Regions from separate parts of the Homo sapiens genome. Here regions 2, 3, 4 and 5 are each linked to region 1. Evidence: chromatin contacts called from ENCODE Hi-C or POLR2A ChIA-PET data. All regions are on one chromosome and are shown on one strand. The core of a region is the stretch at or near the end of the contact, and the rest is flanking DNA. Distances in the headings are between cores, read along the strand shown.

What was found. A loop is a pair of places that touch in the nucleus more often than their neighbours do. ChIA-PET counts read pairs that join two places held with the same protein, here RNA polymerase II (POLR2A). Pooled maps may share reads with other maps.
Region 2: a loop to region 1 is called in a pooled map, with 7 times the contacts of the local background. The contact joins the enhancer-like site here to the promoter of OARD1 in region 1. A Hi-C loop is called at or near these places in 3 of 50 pooled maps. POLR2A ChIA-PET finds 5 or more read pairs at or near these places in 2 of 52 experiments (MCF 10A and T-cell).
Region 3: a map of ascending aorta shows a loop between it and region 1 (14-fold over the local background). The contact joins the promoter of CMTR1 here to the promoter of OARD1 in region 1. A Hi-C loop is called at or near these places in 3 of 168 maps with a recorded cell type or tissue (CD8-positive, alpha-beta T cell and ascending aorta), 1 of 37 single-sample maps with no recorded cell type and 10 of 50 pooled maps.
Region 4: a map of CD4-positive, alpha-beta T cell shows a loop between it and region 1 (9-fold over the local background). The contact joins the promoter of CDC5L here to the promoter of OARD1 in region 1. A Hi-C loop is called at or near these places in 4 of 168 maps with a recorded cell type or tissue (CD4-positive, alpha-beta T cell, CD4-positive, alpha-beta memory T cell, CD8-positive, alpha-beta T cell and 1 more) and 19 of 50 pooled maps. POLR2A ChIA-PET finds 5 or more read pairs at or near these places in 1 of 52 experiments (CD8-positive, alpha-beta T cell).
Region 5: a loop to region 1 is called in a map of naive thymus-derived CD4-positive, alpha-beta T cell, with 21 times the contacts of the local background. The contact joins the promoter of ZFAND3-DT here to the promoter of OARD1 in region 1. A Hi-C loop is called at or near these places in 2 of 168 maps with a recorded cell type or tissue (CD4-positive, alpha-beta memory T cell and naive thymus-derived CD4-positive, alpha-beta T cell), 1 of 37 single-sample maps with no recorded cell type and 13 of 50 pooled maps.

The regions. Positions count from the first base shown.
Region 1 is chr6:41,071,019-41,073,788 of GRCh38, forward strand. OARD1 (O-acyl-ADP-ribose deacylase 1) reads right to left here and starts at 1,338. Exons shown (of 6, transcript NM_001329686.2): 1 at 1,218-1,338; 2 at 578-657; 3 at 114-258. The coding sequence starts at 616. It overlaps NFYA (nuclear transcription factor Y subunit alpha), which reads left to right and starts at 1,956. Exons shown (of 10, transcript NM_002505.5): 1 at 1,956-2,066. RefSeq lists enhancers at 1,357-1,566, 1,597-1,646 and silencers at 2,027-2,656, 2,687-2,770.
Region 2 is chr6:44,924,166-44,926,935 of GRCh38, forward strand. All of the region lies in intron 10 of SUPT3H (SPT3 homolog, SAGA and STAGA complex component), which reads right to left. Among named protein-coding and RNA genes, the nearest start is that of MIR586, 270 kb to the right of the region's middle. Within about 2 kb of position 1,451, at least 3 of the 41 ENCODE cell types and tissues checked have a DNase peak (open chromatin) inside an H3K27ac peak, as active enhancers do.
Region 3 is chr6:37,431,770-37,434,539 of GRCh38, forward strand. It overlaps CMTR1 (cap methyltransferase 1), which reads left to right and starts at 1,452. Exons shown (of 24, transcript NM_015050.3): 1 at 1,452-1,608. It overlaps LOC107986531 (a long non-coding RNA gene), which reads right to left and starts at 1,454. Exons shown (of 2, transcript NR_171666.1): 1 at 1,282-1,454; 2 at 459-1,166. RefSeq lists enhancers at 1,134-1,635, 1,328-1,607 and a silencer at 1,608-1,797.
Region 4 is chr6:44,386,342-44,389,111 of GRCh38, forward strand. CDC5L (cell division cycle 5 like) reads left to right here and starts at 1,365. Exons shown (of 16, transcript NM_001253.4): 1 at 1,365-1,527. The coding sequence starts at 1,483. It overlaps LOC124901323 (a long non-coding RNA gene), which reads right to left and starts at 1,578. Exons shown (of 4, transcript XR_007059595.1): 1 at 698-1,578. RefSeq lists an enhancer at 1,247-1,446.
Region 5 is chr6:37,817,993-37,820,762 of GRCh38, forward strand. ZFAND3-DT (ZFAND3 divergent transcript) reads right to left here and starts at 1,395. Exons shown (of 2, transcript XR_007059569.1): 1 at 586-1,395; 2 at 1-498. ZFAND3 (zinc finger AN1-type containing 3) reads left to right here and starts at 1,735. Exons shown (of 6, transcript NM_021943.3): 1 at 1,735-2,024. The coding sequence starts at 1,954. RefSeq lists enhancers at 942-1,331, 1,301-2,103 and silencers at 1,382-1,761, 1,802-2,031, 2,192-2,361.

The DNA of each region.
Region 1 (2,770 bases), core at 88-2,587:
AAAAACATTTGGTTCTTAGGAATCCCCTCTTTACACGCATATTTTATTAAAGTGTAACAGATTAAAAGGTGCTCTAGCCAGGGCAAACCAGGTAAGTGGTTTCCAAAACTCACGTTGATTTAAAAGTTCTTGCACCCCTCCAAATTTCTTCTTAAAGAGGACAGCTATCCCAGCGCCCATGCGACAATCCTCACTGATACAGTGGGCTAAAGAGTCTGTTTTCGGGCATGCAAAAAGGTCTCCTTTCACATAAGTGATCTAAAAAATGTGCAAAGGAAAAGACAATGTTTTATTAGATACAGTAAAATACTAAGCTATTTTTCTGTATTTTGTGTCCCCCACGACTACCTCTCCCGGCACCCCTTCCTCCAATCTGATTTAAAGCCAAACCAATTACAGCATGTGTAAAAGGAAAGTAATGGATGATCCCTGCCTAGAATTTTGAGCCTTTTTAAAGTAAATCAGCTAGAGAGAAAAAAAGATAATGCAATCATTAATTTAATTAAAAAGTGTTTATGCTTTTGACCTCCATTATTACGAATTTCAGTTCACCAATAAGTCAATAGTTGTTACGCACTCTGCTTCCTTCTGGATCTTCATTAAGGCTGCTGGCCATGATACTGAGTCGCTATTTCCAGAATTTAAGTGTTTCTTCAGCTATGAGAAGGGAAAAGGAAGTAAAAATGCTTAGGCAGCCTTAGTATATAATATTCTGATTGCCCTGTACAACCACTTAATAGGCTTTTTTCCCCAACGTTTATCGATGAATGTGAGTTTGTTCGGCCCCTGGGACGTAATACAAAACCCTTCTGGGGCAAAGAGGAAGAACGCTTAGGTTCGGAGGCTGTCTCGACCCGCTCTCATTTCGTGCTTTCCTGGAGCGCCCCGCTCCGTCAGCGGAAGCAAAGCCCATCCCTAAGACACGCCTCCTCCTTTCTCCAGGGCCACTCCGGAGCAAGGCCGATTTAGGACGGTCTCCTTTTCTCTGCACGACGCAAAAGTATTTCCCCAGTGGGTCTGGCTTAGAAGAAAACAGAAGGGACTTGGCCACAGTCCCGTTAAGCCGCAACCACAGAGTGTACAGGGTACTGGCGTGCTGAGCCCCAGGCGTGGGGAAAGGAAGGCGGCCTCTCAAGGAACGTTCACCCCCCACTTTTTTGGGGGGTGCGTGGGAGAAGGAAAGAGTCTATTGAAGCCTCCCATTCTCTGTCTCCTACCCTAGGGCGGGTCAGCGAGGACGCAGTCTGTCCTGGGGTCCTATGGGAGGGTGCGGGGAGGCTCGCTCAAAGCCCCAACGTACCCAAGTCACCCTTCACCTGGAAAGGAGTCGGTTGTTTGGAGGTCCCCGCCCCGCGGGGAAGGGCTCCGGATCCGACCCTGGTAGGTGGGGAGCAGCGGACCAGCCCAAACGCGGAGCCAATCCCGCCAAAGCCCTTAATTGCACGCATCTAAGATGGCCGCCCCCGCCCGGTAGCGGGGCGGAAACGAGCCCCTCTAGCTTGCTAGCCGAGCCCACACTCTTTGGCGAAGGCCGCCGAACTTCCGGCAGTAAATTCCGTGGTTTCCCGCCGCCGCCCGCGCATGCGTAACGAAACTGCCCCACGAGTCGGGAAAAGTGGCGCTTGCGCATTAGCCGCAGGGGTGTGTCCTAGTGGCCACTTGGAAAGGGGTGGGCAGCTGGCAAAGGGGCTAGTTAGCGCCTGCGTAGTACTAAGCTCAAGGCAGCGTTTTGAGTTGAAGGGTCTGGCGCGTCTGGAAAGCGCCTGCGTATTCCTTTCACTGGGGGTGGTGTCAAAGCGGGAAGGTGGGCGTGGCTTCAGGGAACGCCTGCGCGTTGCTCCTCCGAAGGGGTGGGGCGATCCCTGAACTGGAGTTAGTGGGCGTGGCCTCAGAGGCGCCTGCGCGGAGGCGGTTGGAGGGAGGCCCGATTCCCCTTTGTTCGGGTTCGCCATTTTGCTAGGCAGCGGCAGTGGCGGCGGCAGCGGCGGCTGGAGCCTCTGATTGGGTTTCGGAGTCCGGTACTGGAGCCAATCAGCGCGGGCAGCGAACCGGGGGAGCGAGGCACGGTGAGTGTGAGGAGCCAATATCCAGCGGCCCAGAGCCGGCCCCAGCGCCCCGATTGGCGGGTCTCGCTGACCACTCAGGAGAGGCCCAGGCGCCCGTCGAGCCCGGGGAGTCGAGCTGAGCCTAGCCGAGCCGGGCGGCCAGCGGCCCCGGCCCGGGGCCTGCGAGCGCCTCGGGGCACTCCCGGCCGAGGCCTGCAGGGGCCGCCCCGCGCGGGGATGGCGCCTCGGGGAGCAGGCACCTCGGGGCTCCGACCCTCGCAGGGTGCCAGGGCCAGTTGGGAATGCGTCCCTGTTCCCCGACTCAGGCCCAGGTTCTCAGGCCCCAGGCCTGGGGCCACGAATGGCCCTACACTAGGGGACACATGCGCGCCCTGGGCCTCGGCGATTTCCTCCTGGTCGTTCTGGCCGCAAACTTAAACCTGCCCTTGCACTCTCCACTCTCCGGCCCTTGGGACAGGAAGCCTCCCCGGGGCCCGCGCCCCCCGCTCCCCGCTCCCAGCGAGCCGGGTCTGTCTTATCTGCAGCCCCTCTAGGTCGGGAGGGAGGCCTGGGGAGGGTGCGCGCCGCGGCCGCGGGGTCCCGTGTGCGGCTGGCAACGGGGCTGGCCCGCCCACGCCTCGGAGCCCTATGGGCCCGCCCCCGCTGTCTCCCTGGTGGGGAGAGGGGGCCGTTAGTTCGCCCACTCCCCCTGCTCCGCCGCGCCC
Region 2 (2,770 bases), core at 201-2,700, 3.9 Mb after region 1:
GCCAGATATTGTTAGTGAAACAACTTTCAAACAAATAATTTTTACTATTTCTTTTGCACCAAGACTTTTGCAGGCCTGTATAGCACATTATTAAAAACGGCTGTATTTTGAATCAAACTCTTTTCAATGCTGTGCAATTAAAAATATACAAAAATAAAGTGGACATTAATGGATATAATATTCCAACTGTCATCCATAACTTTGACTTCAAAATACACCTATACTTACTGAGTGAAATTTTAAGAGTGGATCTTCCTTACACAAATACAGACTTAATACCTCTTGGAATACTTGTCTTCTACAGAATTTAGTTTAGGAAATGCTGTAGTTTTAGAATAAAACCACTGAAAGAGTTAAGAATACAGGTCAACCAATAAAGAAAAAGTTTAATGGGTAGGATTAGTAAGAATTTATTGAAGCCTATGGTACCAGTAAGCCATAGAGTATTTAGCTGCTGTACACAGAAAAGGCTCTGGTGATTAAAATTAAAAGTAATTAAATTAAATGTTTCATATCTTTCTGGGAAATACTCACTTTCAGGTTATTCTTATATGATAAATATGCTACATGTTAATTTTTTTCCTTAGGATCAGTGGCCTACAGTTTTAAACATATGTTTGGTTTCCAATCTGTAATAATAGATTTAGTACTCTCAAAAAATTTATTATGAAAATTTTCACTTCCAGTAAAAACACATATAATTTATTTCTACCCAATTTCTACTTGGTATTTACATTTGAAAATTATTCTAATATTTTGTGACATTTAATTTTCCAGGTTGAACACATAAGATGCAGACAAACCTAATGTGCTCATGACATAAATATTTGCAAATATGAAATTCTAGATCAAAATGATCAAAACAATCTGCCATGCCACTTTTGTTTTTAAAAGTTCAATGTGAAGAATTCTTTAAAAATTTTTCATATTTTCGATCCCTATTAGTCCATTATGAACATCCCTAAACTAATGATATGAAAACATCTCTAGTACCCTCTAATAAATTTACATCAAAGTAAATGGGCACAGTAATCTGAGAGTCAGGAGGCTGGATTCTAGGGTTAGTTCTGTCATGCACTTGCAAAGTGTCTTTGGGTACAGCACAAAGCTTCTCAGAGGTCCAGACTAACTGGCTAGCTCAAGTCCTCTCCAGTAAGGACTAGAGATTTGTTTCTACAGATGCACTTAAGGTATTATTCAGGTTAATGACCATGCTTAAATGAGCAATTTTATTGTCTCACTATTCTAGTTCAATAGAAAGTTACCTGATAACATGCAAGTTCAGAGGGTTAACATTTTTCTACTGTGAATATCAGGAGAAACTAAAATAGATTTAGGCATTACAGATGGGATTATGTCATCACACTCGGCAAACACAGTTTCCTTTCTCTGGCTTTCAAAATTACAGACCTGGGTTTATATCAGCAATTTACAGCACTTCCCATTGAGAGCTAGGCTTGAGTAGGTAACCATGGGTACCACCCACTGCTTGTAAATAGTGAAGATCTAGATAAAACATGTCTGACCACCTTCCCTGTGACATAAGAGAACACTAGACTACCCCTCAGAGTTATTTTCTCTGAGAGAAAACACCAAATGCTCTAATCATAACATTTTAAAATGCTCTTTACTTCTAACCCTGAACAAGTAAATTCTAAGAATGTTTTTGTTAAAATCATTACCATTACCATTCAAAAGCATTTGAATTTTTAGGTTGTGAAAAAAATATTCTTCAAACAAATGCCAATGAATTTTCTGATGGGACAATTCATTTAAACCTTTGTTACACCCATTTTTAGACCCTGAGGCCCTTCCTCAATATTGTATTCTTTATATATTCAGGTAGTACATACAAAACATTATCAATAATTTTGGAAAATAATACAGAATAGAAAACAGAAAGACCCGCGATACGCTTGTAGTAATTTAACAGATGATAAATAAAGTAATCCTAATAAATAGGAACTGGATAGATTACTCATTTAATTGATTGGCATATTTTGATATTTAGTTTTTATATTATAGAAACTCTCATTCCATATATTAGATAAAAATGTAGAATTATAGTTGAATAAAAAATAATTAAAAATACAGATGTGTATTTAATCTCAGGTTATACAATTTTTTAAATCTTAAGACAACGGAATATTATAGAGGAAAATACCAGTAGACCTAACTACATAAAATCCTATATATTGAAAACATATCGAATTAGAAAAAAATTAAGATAAATGGAGAACTGGGAAAAATACCTGCAACAAACCTGACAAAAAGTTTTACTGTTCATGACTGATAAATGTCTTAAAAATTTTTTTAATTACAAAAATTTATTCACATAAGTTAGTAGATTCATACAAATAAATCTAATGCCCTACAAAAAATGGCAAAGACATAATTCAATTCAAAGAAATACAAATTATTAGTAAATATATAAAAATGTTCAATATCATTAGTTATCAAATACAAATTAAAACAAAAATATCCTATCACTCACTAGCTGTATGTTAACTTGGGAAGGCTAGTAACAGTCTGTTAGTTTTCTCATCTATAAATTAACAATAGTTTCTATTTGTTAAGGTCGTCATGAGGCCTGTGTGAGTCAGTACAGTGCAGTGCATGATGCATGAGTGCTCAACAAATATTAGCTGCTATAGTTGCTACTTTATTTTTGCCTGGAAAATGACAAAAATAAAACTGATAATATTCAACGCTGATTTGAGTTTATACTCTCATATACCACTTATACAATTATGAAGTCATTCATGTTTTC
Region 3 (2,770 bases), core at 202-2,701, 3.6 Mb before region 1:
ATCCAGGCAGGGGGCTGAACTCTTAAGAGACATGGCATGTTTTGTTTTGTTGTGTTCTGTTTTTGAGATGGAGTCTGGCTCTGTCGCCCAGGCTGGAGTGCAGTGGTGCAATCTCTGCTCACTGCAACCTCTGCTTCCCAGGTTCAAGCGATTTTCCTGACTTACCCTACTGAGTAGCTGGGACTATAGGTGCGCACCACCACACCCAGCTACTTTTTTTGTATCTTCAGTAGAGACGGGATTTCACCATGTTGGCCAGGCTGGTCTCGAACTCCTGACCTCAGGTGATCCATCCGCCTCAGCCTCCCCACGTGCTGGGATTACAGGTGTGAGCCACCGCGCCCGGCGGAGACACGGCATATTTGATAAACTGAGAAGAGTCAGCATGGGGAGAACTAAGGGATAGCAGTACAAGGCATACCTGAAGAAGGGGTCATGCTGGAGGGTCTCAGAGGCCATTTTAAGGACATTAGCTTTATTCTAAGAGCAATGGGACATCATTGATGGATTTTAATCATTGTTGGGTTGTGACAGGATCAGGTTTAATTAATCAATTTTAAATTCCCTTCTTTTCACAGGTGTTGAAAATTATAAAAATCACTTTGGTTTTGTGAAGAACGCATTAGAGGGATCACAACTGGAGACAGTCACGGGAGTTTGGAGTTACTGGAGAAATTCTGCCGAGAGGGGGTAAGTGCATGAATTGTGGCAATGGGGATGGGGGTGAATGGATGGATTTGAAAGACAATTAGGAGGTAAGCGCAATTAAGTGTATGAGAAACTTTGGGGTATGAAGAAGAGGGAGATTCCTCAGATTTCTAGCTGGACCAACAGGATGGATGGCAGCGCCCTTCACCAGGAAAAAAGTGAGCTGATGGAAGAACATAAGGTGAAATTTGAATTCATGGGGTTTGAGGTGACTGAGTGAGGATGTCCAACAGACGTTTGGCCATATTGGCCTGAAAATCAGAAGAGAGGTTTGAGATGGAGAGCCAACTGTGCCCATATGGTAAGATGCTACAGGCGGCATTCCTTCTGTCCTCCCGTCCTTCGTTCAAAATCTGTTGAGATGTCCCATAGGCTGGATGTTGGGGATACAGCAGGGAACAAGAACACTGCGTTCGCTCAACCAGTTTACCATCTACCTCTCTGAACTTGTTCTTAGTCTGTAAAATGAAGATAATGATAAGATTAAGTAAGATGAGGTCGTGTGAGGGCACCTAGCACTTACAATTTTTGTATTGGTTTCTCTTCCTCAGAGCCAAAGGAGGAGATAGTTACTTTTGCTTTTGCAGCCTTTTCCGGGCGGCTTTTCCGCGCAGGCGCCCCTGGACCTCCCAGGTTGAGAGGTGGAGCGGGCCAAACCTCAGCTGCCTTTCCCGGGGCCGGGACCCGGCCGGGGGAGGACCGAGGCGCGGCGCTGTCCGTGACGTCATCAGGCTGCGCTGCCCGCAGTACTGGACCCGAGCGCGACGGTGCGGCTGGCGGACCCGGGCTGGCTTGTGGGGAAACGAAACTGAGGGAGGAGGCGGCGGCTCTGGCAGCGGCGGCGACAGTGTCGGCCTGACCCCCCCTCCGCTCCCCGGCAGCTCGCTCTCTCCCCTCAGCGTGAGTGCCGACGCGCGGCCCGGGGGGAGCAAGCGGGCGGGCGCGCGGGCTCAGCATCCTTCTCCCCTCCACCGCCGCCTGGGCCCCCCGCCCGCGGTTATGGGTCTCCTCGCCTTCTGGCCCCTTATGTCTTCCCTCCTCCTCCCACCCCCAACGCCGGCTCCCTGGAGCCCGAGCTGCCGCTGACACACGTCTCTGCGCACACATTCACACGCTCATGTTATCTTCAAATGAAGGGACTGGCCGGGAGACATGGGAGCTTATCTCTTCTCTCTGTGATTAGGGGTGGCAGTGCCAAACCGAGGCCCAGGGAGAGAAGACTGCAGAGGGGATTTGAACCCCTTCTGTGCGGAAGCAGCAGGTAGAACCAGGCCGCTTGCCTTCCGCTTAGAAGTTCCCTGCCAGAGCATTCTGCTGGCATGTGTGGGTCACTTGAGCAGGGCACTGGTTAGCTGTGTGGCCTTCACCTCTGTGGCCGCAGTCTTTTCCCGTGGAAGATGATAGGGTTGGATGAGATGATTTGGAAGGCCCAAATCTAAGGTGATGTGGTTTGGGGAGGAGCATCCGCCTCTCCTGCCTTTCACACAGCTGTTCAACAGTCCGCTTTGAGTTTGCTGTACTTCCAGTCTCCCCCCGAGTCACTTAAGAATTAAAAGCTTTTAGCGCTTGCAATGGCTAGAAGCAAGCTCTGTGATGAGCCTTCCTTTATCTCACCCTGGGGGCCTTTTGGGGGTATTTAAGACTACGGCTTAAAGTGAAATGTGGCTTAGCTTGGTCTTGCTTTCTGTTTGCTCAGTGTCTCCGGTTCTTCCCTGGGACAGCCCCTGCCTGTATCTAGTAAGAGGCTGCTTTCTCAGGAAGGTGGCGGTTGTGCATTGGGTTGATTGGCTCTTCCTTGAGTTGGAGAGAACTGAAACATGTGATCCAGGGTTTTACGAGGTTGGGAGCATCAGTGACACTTTTGGGTTTCAATACTTTCTTGCTGTACCTCGCCTTCCCTAAGGATTGTTTCCCAGCTTGTCGCCCACCCTGTATTGAGTCCTCTTTTCTGAGTTCTCTACAGCCAATCAGTTGTGTGTAAGCCACACTGTATTCACTACTTCTCTTGCTTGCTCTTTAACTTGATAATTCGTTAAGATTTCAGGGTTTCATAATCACTTCA
Region 4 (2,770 bases), core at 115-2,614, 3.3 Mb after region 1:
AATATCTCATGTACCCCATAAATATGTGTGTACTATGTACCCACAAAAATTAAATATAACAAATTAAAAAAAAACCGCCCCATTACAGGAGAGGTCCAAATGAAAACATTTTGTTTGAGTTTAACTGGCCACAGGTCCAATGGTTTCTTATACACCACACAGTGGGTAAACAGCTCAAGGGCGGGCTGCCCGCCAGCATAAACCTTTGAGTGGCAAACACTACCAGGGTGGCCATGGAAAATGCCCTCTTGCTGACCATAATTGCACAGAATGTGTGTAAATAAAAGCTAAAAGGAAAAAGAAAATTCTGTAGCTCTTCCAGAAGAGGCAAACGGAGAAATGAAGAAATATAAAGAGATAGGCACTATATAAATACTAAGTACTATAAATAGGGCATTTCCCAACCCACTAAATATTTTGATATTTTCCAGGGATGGAGCCAGAGATGTTCTGGAAGGATGAAGGAGACTGCATGAGTAATTGGGGTGGGGTAGCAGAGAGTTTGCCAATCCCTACCTCACTGGGTTTTAGTTATGTTTCAGTTAATCTGCCTCCTCATTTACGAGGCGGGTATTGTTAGCTCCACTTTTCAGATGAGGATACTGAGATTCAGTAAGGTTATTACCCAAACTTATGAGAAAGCCAAGATTTCACAATATTTCAACCCAACTCGACTTTGTCTAATACCAGTGCGTACCAATGGCATTATTAATCCAGACTGGGCGATGAATTAAAAACTCTGACGTGACGTTTCTGCAGGTTTCTGGAAGAAGCCTGGATCACCTGGGGACGGGGTGAAGTTGGCGTTGCCCTCCTTGCAGTAATAGCTGCTATTGTTTTGCAGCAGTTATTATGGATCAGATACTGTGCTGGGTCTATGATCTCATTTAGCCCTTACGACAATCCTGTGAGGTTGGCATTACTATGATCTCTATTTTACAGGTTAGGAAACTGAGCCTTAAATAAACTACTGGATTTTCCTGAGTATTCTGTGAATAAATTCCTATTACTGAAATACTTGAAAGGGCTAGATTAATAAATTAACAAAGCCTTCTTCGGAGCAACTGTGCTGAAATTCCGTACGCGTGACGTTCCCACCCTCTGCCACTCGGTGACGTCACGATCAATCCCACCACTAAGTTCCCAGCCAAGCGCTACCGCCGCTATCTCGCGAGAGCCGTAGTTTCTTCCATTCTGTTTTGGACATGCGCGGGGCGTAAGGCGCTTTGGCCAGAGTGGTTTGATGGTTTTGTGTTAGTCTTCCTGCAGCTGAGCTTCCACAAGACACTTTTTCCCTTTCAGCCACCCAATATCTCGCGAGACTTGCTATTCTGCGCCCCCTCCCACCTTGCGCTTGCGCAGATCTTCAAAGCAGAAGGTCGCGCTTGGAGGAAGTGGCGGCTTTGAGTCCGGTGGCCCAATCGCTGTTACTACTTCTCTGAAGCTCCTCTCGGCTGCTTGCCGAGACACCCTGCCGCCAAGATGCCTCGAATTATGATCAAGGGGGGCGTATGGAGGAATACCGAGGTAAGTCTCCTTTTCCCGCCGTCCGCTGCCCGCCGCTCCCTCTAGCAGCTTGTGCGCACGCGCGCGGAGGTCGGGGGGGCGACGAGGAGACCCTGTGGGGTCTGCGTGGAGGGCAGCCCGGGGGCTGACCCTTGGGGCCCTTTCCGTGTGTCTGGCCCCGTGTTGTGCGAGCGCCAGTAGGACAGGGACCGTGATGTCACCACCTGGCTACTCGGCTCCAAGCTCACTTGTTAGGCCCTGAGTGAACATTTGTTGACTTGAATACGCCCCCTCCCACCCCGCCCCCCCGCCCCCCCCGGCCCCGGGAAGAACTCAGAGTTCCAACTCAGCCAGAGTTGGTCCCCCGGGGCACCATCCACTCTTAGTCCAGGCACCACGACTCTGTCTCATACTCAGAAATAAAGAAGTTGCCGTGGCCACAACTTTGTGTCTCCATTGACTTCCTTGCAGAGGGGAAGCAGTTTGAGTGCCAGGTTCAGAGAGCCCGTTTATGCCCGCATCTCTCTGGTTATCTGTTATCAGGGCATAACCTGTCTGCCATCTCGACAGATCCCAAGGTCTGTCTCTTTCTGTCACTGCCTTTGCCTAGATAGAAGCCAGAAAGGAAAAACTGGCCTAGGATAGTCTCTGTTTCCAGAAACGTAGTGGATAGTGCCATTGGTGAGCCAAAGGGCAGTAGAGTGGGAGTGAAATAGAAATTAGATTTTAGTGCGTTTTGTGTTCAGAGTGTACCGAATTTATCAGTTTCTGGAGCACATCATGTCTTTTCATGCTCTGTGTCTTTTTTTCGTTACATTTTATGGCTTCTTTTTTTTTTTTTTTTTACATCTTTTGCCTTCCTAGCGCTTGACATCTTTCTGATCATCCTTCAAACCTAGTTCGGAAACACTTCTTGGAATCTCTGTAAGAATTAATTGCACCCCCGATATTCTCATGATACCTTTTTCTTCCGTTTGTTAAAACTTGCTTTGTCTTTTTGTAAGCATCACATCCTCTGTGTGGTACTCGGTAAGTTTCTTAACTTCTGAAAGCCTCAGTTTTCTACTTTTTCTAAATTGGGATAATAATACTTAACCTCTCTTGAGGATTACACGAGTTAATACGTTTGGAATATTTAGATCAGAGTAGGGCACATAGTAGCCTCTGAGTAAGAGCTAGTTGCTCTTTCACCTCACCAGACAGCATGGCGAGAGGACCAGGTCTTGGTATCCCTAGGACCTAGGACAGTAACCAACATGAAGTA
Region 5 (2,770 bases), core at 145-2,644, 3.3 Mb before region 1:
TGAGCCACAGCGTCCGGCTTTTTCTATGCACTTTCTTACAGATATACTTATTGAAGGCTTTGGAAAATCCACCAAATTAAAACTAAACATTGTGCATAATAAATCAGCACTCACATTTTAGGGTGTTTTGGCTTTAAGTGCTTGATTTTTGCAATCATTAACTTCACCATCAACAGCATCTGTGGCATATTAAGCTAAATGCGATCCTTGCTCTTTAGAGGCCAAAATAAACATCAATGTTAACAAACCCACACAGTATGCACAAACAGAAATGTGATTTGGTATATAAAGAAATAAGATAGCAACATTTGGTAATCAAATTAATCTAGGTAATAGTCTCTCTGAGGCTCTGATATACCCGACAGGCAAGGAGGGTATACGGCAGCTATTCCTAAGAGCCAGGAAGTCTTCCTCAGCGATGGGTCTCCAAAAGGTCTGGAGGATGTTGCCTCCGTGTTGAATTAGTCATCAATAATCGATTTCTCTGTTCATGACTAACTGGAGATCAGAATGAGCTCAGGATCAAGGACTAGGATCGTTAAAGGACTCATTTTTTTAGTGTCTCAAACTTCTTTGGTCACTTACCAATTTCCATTACTGATTCAGCTACAGCTCCCCTTTCCCCTCCAAAAACCAAACGTGTCAGCTGTAGGAAGAAGTGCGGCTCTCCTAGCCTGGGCATAGGGACTCGCCTGGGCATAGATAATGTACTTGTGGCTCTGTGGTTGGGAGTGGAGACAAGGAACTCCCCAACACCGGTGGGGGAGAAGAGACAAGGAAGTTGCCCCAGACAAGGGGCTGGGGGAGGGGCATTTCCCAAAAGTTCCTGTCAAGAGACCAGTATACCGGGTGGAACTATAAGAGTTGTTTGGGTGTGGCGGGACCAGGAAGAGAGAGAGAGATGCCCAGGGAGTTGGCAAATTGGGGAGAATGGCTCCCCGGAATCGCCCAGGAGCCAGAGCGGCAGCTCCAGGGACCTTGACTCCGACGCCCCCGGGAAGCCAGAGCTCCACTTCCGCGTTTGGCATTGCTCCCCCAGGCCCCTCCTCGCACTCGGTTACGGGTTCTACGGGCGCATGCGCCGCCACTCTGGGACTGGCCCAATTTACCCTACACAACTAATCTGCTCCTCCCCCTCCCGCTTGGAGCGCACCATTCGCGTTTAGGGGGAGGCACCGCGCCCCGGAGTACTCAGAAACCTGCTCCCCTTCTTCAGACAGGGGGAAGATAAGTTTGCTTCAGATTCTAAAAGTTCTAAGAATACGAAGGCCTCAGCCGCCCGTCGCCGGGCGACAGCCCGAGGCTCTCGTTTTCTCCCACAGCCCCGCACTCCGCCTTTGAGGCGCGGAACGAAGTGGCACGCCCGGATCCCAGCTGATCAGCGGCTGGGCTTTGGCGTTGGCTCCCCCGGGCGAGACCATTGTGACTCCTCGGGAGGGGCGCACGCCGGGGAGGGGGCGGAGCGGCCATTGTCCGGTCAGCGCAGCCTCCGGGGGAGGGGACGGTGTTACGGAGACAGCAGGGCCCGGGGCTTCAGAGCGGCCGCTGCGACTCCGGAGCCGGCGGGGGGCTCCGGTCCTTCCCTGCGCCACCGCACAGGACATCTCTCTGGCTGGGGAGCGGCGGTGAGACCCGCCGAGGGCGTCTGTGTCCCTCCTCCCCCGCGGTCCTCGGTGCGTCCGCACGCCCCTCCTCCTCGGCTCCCTCCTTCTTCTCTCCGCGCCTCTCCGCCCCCTCCCCGTCTCCGCAGGCCGAGTGGTGCGGCCCGCCTCCAGCTGACCGGCCTGGAATCCCGGCTCCGAGCCCCGGACTCGCGCCCGCCCGCGCGCCCGCTCCTTCCCCCTCCCCCCGCCCCGAGCCCCCCGACGCCGCCGCCACCGCCTCCTCAGAGCGGGGCCCGGGCCCAGCCGCCGCCACCGCTGCCGCCGCCGAGCTCCGCCGCCGCCGAGCACCATGGGAGACGCTGGGAGCGAGCGCAGCAAAGCGCCCAGCCTGCCGCCTCGCTGTCCCTGCGGCTTCTGGGGGTAAGTGCCCGGCCGGGTGGGGGCGGGGGGCGGGGGCCGGGGGCGCAGACGCCAGGGCAGCCTGGGCAGGCCTCGGGGCCCGGGAGGCCGGAACCTTGGAGGCTGGGCCCAGCCCGGGCCTACGGGGAGGGGGTGGGGGTCGCGTTCCGGGGAGGGGTGCCGGGTGGGGAGCTGGGGGTGGGCAGAGAAGGCCCTGCCGGGGGTGCGTTGCTACCCTTTGGGACTCGCCGGCCTGAAGCTCGGGCCCACGGGGGCCTCCTGGGCCACGGGTGAGGGGGGCAGGGCGGCGGGGAGGGATGAGGGGGCGGCGTTGACCGCTCCGGGAGGAGCAGGGGTGCCCCTTCCGTGGGCATGTGGAAGCCAGCCCTTCCTCCCTCCCGGGGCGTGAGTTGGTGCCCAGGCACTAGGAGGGTATTTCCTCTGACTTCTTCACCTCCCCTCCTCCCCGTCCTCCGGAGACTTGCATCATCACTTCCTAGATTATATCCCAGTGCCCCATTTGCTTTTAGGAAGCTATTCACACGTCACCCGTTTGTAAAAACCGAGTCCAGAACCAGGCTGGGGTAAAGTTATAAGATTGTTGAGGTCTCACCTTCATGTAAAACACGTTTCAGGAGATATGTAAAATTTCCTTGTCAAAAAGGAAGAAAAAAACCACACAAAACCTGAAGTCAGCCTGGATTGGGGAATATGAGATCCAGTTTCCTCAGTTGGCTCTCAAATTCTCCTCTTTCTCAATTTAAGTA